Linked DNA regions of Homo sapiens: region 2 is linked to region 1. Evidence: read pairs that join two places in POLR2A ChIA-PET (ENCODE). Cell type or tissue: MCF 10A. All regions are shown on one strand. Each heading gives the region's core, and the rest is flanking DNA. Links, peaks and the distances in the headings are about the cores only.

Region 1 (4,399 bases), core at 327-4,326:
CTGTTAGCTAGGATGGTCTTGATCTCCTGACCTTGTGATCCGCCCGCCTTGGCCTTCCAAAGTGTTGGGATTACAGGCGTGAGCCACCGTGCCTGGCCAAGAAGCTTCTTACTCTGAAACAAATCTGTACTCTCCTCCCTAACTTATGCAATTCCAGCTAACTTTAGTACAGGGGAACCCAACCTTCTGCAGCCCAGAGCAAACTGCATTGAGAGAATCTAACTGTTGGAAAAGGCTTTAGAGACCCTGACTCATCTGCTAATTAGCATAAAAATGCAAGATTTGCACATACCCACAGTTAAAGAGTATAAATGAGTGTGGGTATGCATTTATTTATTTATTTATTTTTTAATTTTTTACTTTTTGCACTCATTTTAATGGGTTGTGCATGGTAACCCAATACGCTCACACATGCACACAAGAATCACATGCAGAAATCAAAGTTTCAAGACAGGACAGCTACTGTATGTGCCTGCACTCTGTTATTTTCTAGTTTGTTTTCCTTTTTCTTAACTACCATAACCCGGTAAATTGAATTTACAACCCACTAAGAGGTCACAGCCTGAGGACCGGAAAACAGTGAACTAAACAACCTCTTTGAGCACTCTGGTGCTTCCAGAAAACCACGTTTTTGCTGCAGCATCCTCAGCACCATTCCACAAGGAGGGAGGCAACTCATCCCATGTTCCCATGTTACACAGGAGGAGACAGAACAGGGAGCTCTCCGTGGGCCACCCCATTAAGCCAGTCGGAGCACCTGGACTCAGATCTCCCAAACTTCATCTGATTTCCACTCAATCACGCTGCCTTTCCACGTGGCTTTTAAAATCATTGCTAAGCCTTGTTTCCATGATGCCACACTCAAGTTTTAAGTGAAAATATATTACAAAATAAAAACTTTTTTTTGAAACTATACTGCTGCAGAAAAAGCACACGCCAAGAGTCTGCATTTTGGGTGTGGTGGGTGGGAAAAACCTACAACATGAGGTCTACAGGGTAGCTGCTTTTCAAAAGCGAGTTTGGGGGGGCACAGCGTGGAGGGGGTGACCACTAGAATGGTCATTGAACAGTCATTTGCTGTTCTCCAATCAGGAAACTCCAGCAGCTGCAGAGAACATCCGGAATCAGAAGTGAACACCTGAATAATGACCTTCCGGGCCATAAAGATGGTCTTCTGATGAGAAAGCCAGGGCCCCCAGACACCACGTGTCCTGCATGGAATCACTGATTGGCCAATAGCAGGGCCCACAAGGAAGCCTGGAACTTTCAAGGACGGCCCCACACTACTCTAAAAATGTTTCCACCACCAATACCCGCTTGAATGGGCCCATGCCTGTAAGGAAGGCACTATCAACTCACACCAATTCCAAAGGAAGAAATCCAGGCTCAGGGGCTTCCCAGTGAAGACAGGCACACCCCCCTGAAAACCACACCCTAGACTACAATGCATGGTCCTCTGCTGGACAGACCCCGTGGCCCGTCCTCAGGATGCCAGAACAGGCTGCTCAGTGACATGCGCTGAAGCGGGCAGGGACGGGCACTGGGAGATCCTGCCTGTGCAGAAAAAGTCCTCCCAGGAAGCAAACCACATTTCCAATCTGGTGAATCACGCTCAGTAAAATAAAATCCAGGCCAATCAGCTATGCCTTCAACTCAAAAGAATCTGAAGAGTACATAAGTTAGTTACACATTGTCACCAAAGCAGTTAGGGAGAGCTTCTGATATGCTGAAAACCAAGGGAAAGGGGATGGAGATGAACAAAAATGATCTCATTAGGCCAGAGGCAGGCGAAGTCACACCACTTCTGGAAAAGTGTAACAATAAGGCAAGAACTCAGGTTCCCACGGAGAGGCACATGGGCTGAGGGTGACTGGGTGCCTGCAGGCAAATTCCTTAACCTCCCTGCCCTCCTGGCACCTCATGCCCGACATAGCCTCTGGTATTGGGAGTGGTGCGGTATCAGACAGCTGCTCTCCTTCAGGCCAGCCTTTGCTGTCCACGCAGGGAGGCAGGCAGGCAGTCAGGCAGTCATTCAGGTAGAAGACTTTCTAAGGCTTCCACTGCCCAAGGGCTGCATGGGCATCCTTCAATGAAGACAGATGCTTGGTGGTCACTATCCCCATTCTTCTTCAATCTCATCCTCCTTGTGGTTTTAGAAGCCGCGGACCAAGTCCTGCAGGTTCTTGTCGAACATGCAGTCGATGATGCCCTTCACCATCTTGAGGGCCATGGTGGTGGCCCATGGGCTTTTGCCCCGGGAGGCCCGCAGCTGGTTGCCGTGAGAGGGCCCGGGGGCCGCGACCACCGCCGGCAGATTGCTGCGTTGCCGGCCGCTGCGGTGGGGCAGGCTCCTAGGCCAGGGCGGTGGCAGGGTTTGAGGACCGTGACAGAGGTGGCGACCCACTCCACAGAGGGCGCGATCCCACTCCAGGCCTCTTGCAAAGGGTGGACATGCATTTATTTATTTTTATTTTATTATTATTTTTTTCAATTGAGACAGTGTCTCACTCTGTCCCCCAGGCTGAAGTATAATAGCGAGATCAAAACTCACTGCAGCCTCAACCTCCTGGGTTCAAGTGATCCTCCCACCTCAGCCTCCCGAATGGCTGGCACTACAGGTACGCACCATCACACCCGGCTGAATATGCATTTTTAATCATGAATCTCTTTTGCAACATCCCAGCATGCATTTATCTAATTATTTTTTTCACTAAATCCTCAAAAAAGTTATGTTGAGAAAATTTTTGATAAGTATCTAACAGGTGTGACACATTCTAGGCATGCAATTTTGAAGTATTCATCTGGCAATCGAAGAGCCTTGTGTTTTTACTATTCCCTATGAAGTGCATGCCAAACCCGATGGCTTGCTGAGCTGATTAAACCAACATACTTTTAAAACAGGAGTGGAACTTGCTGTTCTTATTCTCTCAAATGAGATAGAAGTGAGTCCCCAACAGATTCTTCTAGGTGACAGGATGCATCCCCTCCCTTTGACTTTCAGGCTAAAAGAAGCTGTGAATCAGAGATACTTCTGGCTCAGAGATGTTGGCAACCATCTTGAAATGAAGTTTGAAACTTTAAAATATAAAGGATAATCAGGAATAAACTCCAAATGAATAACAGCTTTTCAAGTGTCAATTTAAGTGATGGCAGCTTTTTATCTCATTCCATTCAGGCCTTGCAGATGGCTTAAATGTGCAATGATTCATGTGATATAAAAATAGCAGAAAAGGGAAGAGCTATGAAGCAATGTTCTGTGAAAGTGTACGGTTTTCAATTATCAGTCTTGGCACAATGCAGACTAAGTAACACAAATCCCATTTAAAGATGAAACTCACTAAGTTACTAAAACAGCATCAAGCAAACCAACACGCAGTCAAAGCAACAAGCATCAATTACAACTAATGCTCATTCAAGCACCTTCAAACTTGCCTCTTAACATCTCACAGTTGGATCACATGAAACTTTATCTTCAATCAAACTTTAAAACCACCAGATCTGGTCTGCAAGATGACAATGTATCACTCTGAGGAAAGTTAAAAAGACTGATTCCACAAACTCCAAATTACACTTTTACATATAACTTTATATGTAGCCCATGTAATCTGTCACAGTGTATGTGAAGTGGCAGGATAAATGAAAACTAATGATTACTTCAAAGTATGTTGCCCAAGGTGCTTATCTGTAGCTCTTCATAGTTCTTTGCTTCTCTGAAGACACAATTTAAGATCAGAAGCAAGACTGGTTAATTTTGCAGCTTGTAGTGAACACCCGTCCCCCTTGTTTTTAAGTATGAAATCTTTAATTCTAAGTCGATCTGCCATGTAGAAAAAAGTGACCTATCATTTCCTAAATTCTCAAGACTTCTGATCTAATGCAATTTTTAAATTGAAGTTTAACATACATAGATAAAAATACATAAATTATAAGCATAGAGCTGAATATTCACAATGAAACGTACACCCATGTAACCACCAAATTAGATCAAGAAACAAGATACCAGAAGCACCCTGGGGGGCCCCCACCAGTCACGGTTCCCCTGGCAAAGGGTCACGAGGATCCTGACTTCTAACTCTAGGCCTCCCAAAGTGCTGGGATTACAGGCGTGAGCCACAGCGCCTGGCCTGGAGTGCATGTTCTTAGCCATTATATTGTACTTTACATATATTATTTTCTTTAACCCTCACAATAACTCTGTGAAACAGGTACTACCATTATCTCCAACTGACAGAGGAAGATGCTAAGTGCAGAGATGTTCAGTTAGTTGTCCAAGGTCACACAGTAAGCAGCAGACTAGGAATTCAAAACTAGGCAGCCCAATTTCATATGTGAAATCACTTCCTTTCTAGCACTGTACCCATCCTCTCTTCTTCTCATTAGAAACGAGAACCCATACGAA
Region 2 (4,399 bases), core at 270-4,269, 110 kb after region 1:
GTCATGGCATACATAGGAAATATTTTTATAGCACAAAGTGGTAAACAAATTAGGGTGCACATGATCAAAGTGACCAGGGGACTCCCAAGCCCCAGCTGGCTGCTCCAAGGGTTGTGGGGTATAGTAATCTTGGCATATTTCTATCTCAATCTGGCATGTAGCATTGGTAGGGAAGCTCTGTTCCAGGGTTAATAAGTAAAAAAAAAAATTGAGATAAATACACAAGTAACTGTAACATAAGCACAAAGGAAATAACTAAGGAGACTGTCACTGTCTGCTTTCATCAAACATAAGTGAGTGAAAATGAGATTAATTCAACTTGCTTCCTTTCATAACTCCTCTTCCAAACAAATCAAAAGACAGAACAGCCCATCCTTCAGGTCAACAGGGCTGATCAATCCCACCCACAAGGCTGCAAAGAGCCTGCACAGATGACTAGTTTACAGGGAGGCGAAAACTACTTAATGCACATTAGTGTGTCAGAAAAGTTCTGAGCTCTTACAAATACTACAAAAAAAATCAATAGAGAAGAGAAAATAATATTTCAAGGTCATATTTAAACATGAAGGGAGAAGCACGAAAAGCAGCCCCTCCGAACATACACACATACATATACATCTTCTGTGAACAAGCTCCATCTCTGCAAACGCAGTTAACATTTGCTTTCTGATAATTTATAAATTTAGCCTGTGTTAGCCAAGTAGGTTCCTGCAATTCCAGACATCTGGGCTGAAGGGCAAAGGGCAAAGGGAAACTTTCAAAAAGCTGGTTAGTAGCCAAGAGCATCACATCTAGTAGGCTCCCTTAGCAACACACAACAGCTGTTTGCTCAAGAGACATACTGCCATCTTTGCAACGGACTGTAAGATGTTCTTGTCTTAACAACTAAAAATTGCAGGCGGCTTGGGGGAGCAGTTTCTCTATTATTTCCCCTGACATTTCTCTAAAAGTTATCACATTTCATAATTTACAAACTTCTCCAGTCCCAGAAAGTTTCTCTCCATCCCAAACTACAATGCTACTATTGACGGTAAATTACAGTAATAGAAGGTACTACATTCCTGGCAAATATAAAATGCTTTATAATGTCTCATTATTAATTACTATTCTAACTGCTATAGACTTGATTTCTAACTACGGGCAAGTCACTCTTTGTGGCTTAATTACTTTCCTCACACAATTTTAATAACAGTAGTGAGTGACCTATTTCACAAGACTATTGTGAAGGATAGTAAAAATTATTAGATAAAAGCTTATGAAAGCTTATTCCTAATTAATAATCATGCCGCCTATTGGCTCTCAATATCTAAAGACATGGCTTAACAAGGTCAGTACCCCCAAAACAAAACACAAGTCGATCCTGAGCCACCAGGAAGACTGCAGTTCCTGAAGCAACCAGCTCACAACTTCACCTGCCCCACTTGCCTTCTCCAAACCTACCAAGCCCAGGGGATGGTACTGCGCAGGGAGTTCAGCCCTTGCGCCTAAGTCTGACAAGATAAACAACATAGGGGGAGGAAAAAAAACAATGTCACAATCACCGCTAGGTTTTAAAAACCTAACACCTTGGAACAGAAGGGGATGTGGCAGTCTGTGCTCTGTGGGGAGGCCATTTGTGCAACAGCAGAACCTCGCAGCTTTCCACTCCTTATATGTGCAAGTGCAAACCCTCACCCACAGCACTCTGTACTCACCCAGAGGTACATCATGTCAGATCGGGCTGCTCAAACTCAGCGGTCAGTGGATCCTGGACTGCAAAAAGGCACTTCAGTGAACCACAGGAAAGAAGATGCCAAAACTGGGGGGCAAGAGTTTGAGGTGGGGAGAAACCCCCCAAAATCACTTGAGTTAAAAAATCCTAAAAAAAAAAAAAAGAAAAGACTGGTCTCCTCCCCCCTCCGCTCCAGCTGACTGTTCTGTTGTTCTCTCTCCTCCCTCTCACCCTCCCTCCGTCCCTCCCTCTCTCTCTCTCTCTTTCTCTCTCTCTCTCTGGGAGTTCCCAGCTCTGAGTATCTGAACTAGAGTGTACAGCACACTCTCTCTGTATTTGCCTTCAGGGAATCTCTCTCTGCAATTCTACTTCTAGAAACACAATCACCACTCACAAAGATTATTGCAAAAGACAGGGATGGGTGGGGTCAGTAATAAACCACCAGCACCAGTTTCTAGTGCTAGATATACATTAGTTTAAGATGAGTTCTTTAAACATGAATGAAGCAATCAAAAATCTCTGCCCTCTAAGATCAAGGCAAGTGAGCCAAGCTTTCCCTCTGCCCCAATTGTGGAGCCCCTTGCAGAAGCCAAGCACACACACAGAACCTGCTCAGAGCCCACATTCCTTTCTCACAATGTGTGCTTGACACCACTATTCTTTACGTCATTTCACCACTAATAATTCTTAATCTTGCAAGATTTCAAAACACAGGAAAACTTAAGATATAAAACTGAATAGGCTTTTCATCTTTTTTATTACTACTGCCCTAGTTCACATCAACATAGCCTGGCTTCTGAAGGAGTCAAGTGGATCATGAGCTCGTAGCATGGTACAGACACTTTACTCACCACGCAGACGGGCTAAGGTGCACGGCTTGGGTTTCAATTCTAGATCTACAAGTACTATCATTATGGCCTGGGGAAAGTTTCCAACCTGTCCAGGCTTCTGTTTCCTCTACCAAAAAATAGGTTTAATACTCCTTTCAGAGGTGTTGTAATGATATAACTACGTAAACTGTCTGCCATGTTCCTGGTGACCATGTTTTCTAATTTTAATTCAGTTCAAACATTTATTAAGTACTTCCTATATGCCAGGCGAGTTTTCATTCATTATGCCCAGTGGTGAACAAGTATTATCAAATCACCTGTCCTAATGGTTTTTATTCAGAAAATCACGTAATTATCCCCCATATTCTAATGCCAATGTCAATGCCCATACGTGTTCCTTGCTTCCCCGACCCCTTTCTCCATGTTCAAATCCAAAAGCAAACCCCAGCTGTGAGTGAGCTCTCCTTTCTCTGTGGGGACTGGTGTTTGTAACATGGCATTGACCACCTCTGTGGGCTACTTCTCCAAGTATTCCTATAGCAAACCACTTCTCCTCTGCACATCTTCCTCAGTGGAGACCTAACATCTCGTCTTGGCTCATCCATTTTTGGCCATGGAGTCTTTTGCATAGTACCTAGCACACAGTAGGTGCACAAAACATTCTCAAACGGTAACAGGTTTTGAGGAATATTCCACTCCTTCCCACTCATTAAAGAAAACACAAAACAAAATAAAAAGCAAACAAAAACCACCTTCCAGCTGCCTCAGGGTTTTGGCTCCCCCTCAGACATGCTGAAACAGCTCCTTCCTGCTTATAAAATCTCCAAGTAAGGTCTACAAGTCTCACATTCAAGGTAGGCCCCATGCAGGTACTTTCACTCTCCCTACCTAATATTCCCACTGTGCGTGCTCTGGGCTTAGTTACCTGCCATAGTGGGGTTTCTTCCTCTTAGGGTAGAAATAGAATCACTTTTCCTTTTCTTTCACACTGAACGCATGCTTTCCGCAGACGAACGTTTTCTCTCCTCCCACCTTAAACTCCCAGCTCATTTAAACTTGGAGAGGTGGGGCAGGTATTCTTCTTGGCCTCACCCAAACCTTTTCTTTTTCTCTACATAGAACCTCTCTGCTTCTTCTGAAGGCAAGATTACTACATTTCTAGTACAAAAGAGGAGAAAGAACTTCCAAGCCTGAAACTGAGATAGCCTGTTTTCTAAATAAAAGAAAAAAAGAAAAATAAATCTTGACTTTCCATAAAGTGTTACTTAGACTCTTTTACATGTCCATAATCAGTTTTTATACACAACTTTCCTCTCTAGTTACATGGCTCATGCCCTAAATCTTAAGTCACCAACACTCCCCATACCATACTGTAAATAACTATATTAAAATTACACTGATAAGAGATTCATTTTTTCAAATTCTTTGAAGAGTCTTTTATTACTCGACACTCATTCTTTTTTTTTCTTTTTAACCTCAAATGTTTTAATGGTGGGATCTTATTCACTGTGTACAGGATTCTCTAAAGAGACCACCTGGCTGGGTGCTCAAACCACACGGGCTGACCCAAAAGACACCAAAACCAAGAGTTGCTCGGGAGGCACTAAATGTTGACGGTCTTGGCCAGCTTCACATCCTCAATTTCAGCAGACAGCCAGCAGTAAGTGTGATGAAGCCGCAGCACCTCAATGGCCTTGAGTTCCAGTGGTGTTGCCTGAATACCAAGGTCTTCTAAGCTGGGCAGGTGAGACAAGGTCATGTCTGTGATGTGAATACGCTCCACTTTATCCCTTGTTGTCCAGGACTCAAATGGGCTTATTTCAAAGTCTCTTGCTACCCACTGATAGGCAAAAGGTGG

The links. ChIA-PET counts read pairs that join two places held together with the same protein. Peaks named below come from ENCODE experiments on the same cell type or tissue, not always from the same donor. Only the 100,000 strongest peaks of a DNase experiment are listed, where the experiment ranks them.
Region 2: POLR2A ChIA-PET joins it to region 1 with 6 read pairs; 2 of 35 experiments call an interaction of 5 or more read pairs at or near these places.

Annotation. Positions count from the first base shown.
Region 1 is chr22:35,782,523-35,786,921 of GRCh38, forward strand. The region is part of intron 3 of RBFOX2 (RNA binding fox-1 homolog 2); the gene reads right to left. Among named protein-coding and RNA genes, the nearest start is that of APOL5, 67 kb to the left of the region's middle. In MCF 10A, for the core only: no CTCF peak of the experiment used is centred there; a DNase peak (open chromatin) is centred at 1,859.
Region 2 is chr22:35,893,119-35,897,517 of GRCh38, forward strand. All of the region lies in intron 2 of RBFOX2 (RNA binding fox-1 homolog 2), which reads right to left. It also overlaps the pseudogene NDUFA9P1. Among named protein-coding and RNA genes, the nearest start is that of RBFOX2, 130 kb to the right of the region's middle. In MCF 10A, for the core only: no CTCF peak of the experiment used is centred there; a DNase peak (open chromatin) is centred at 2,053.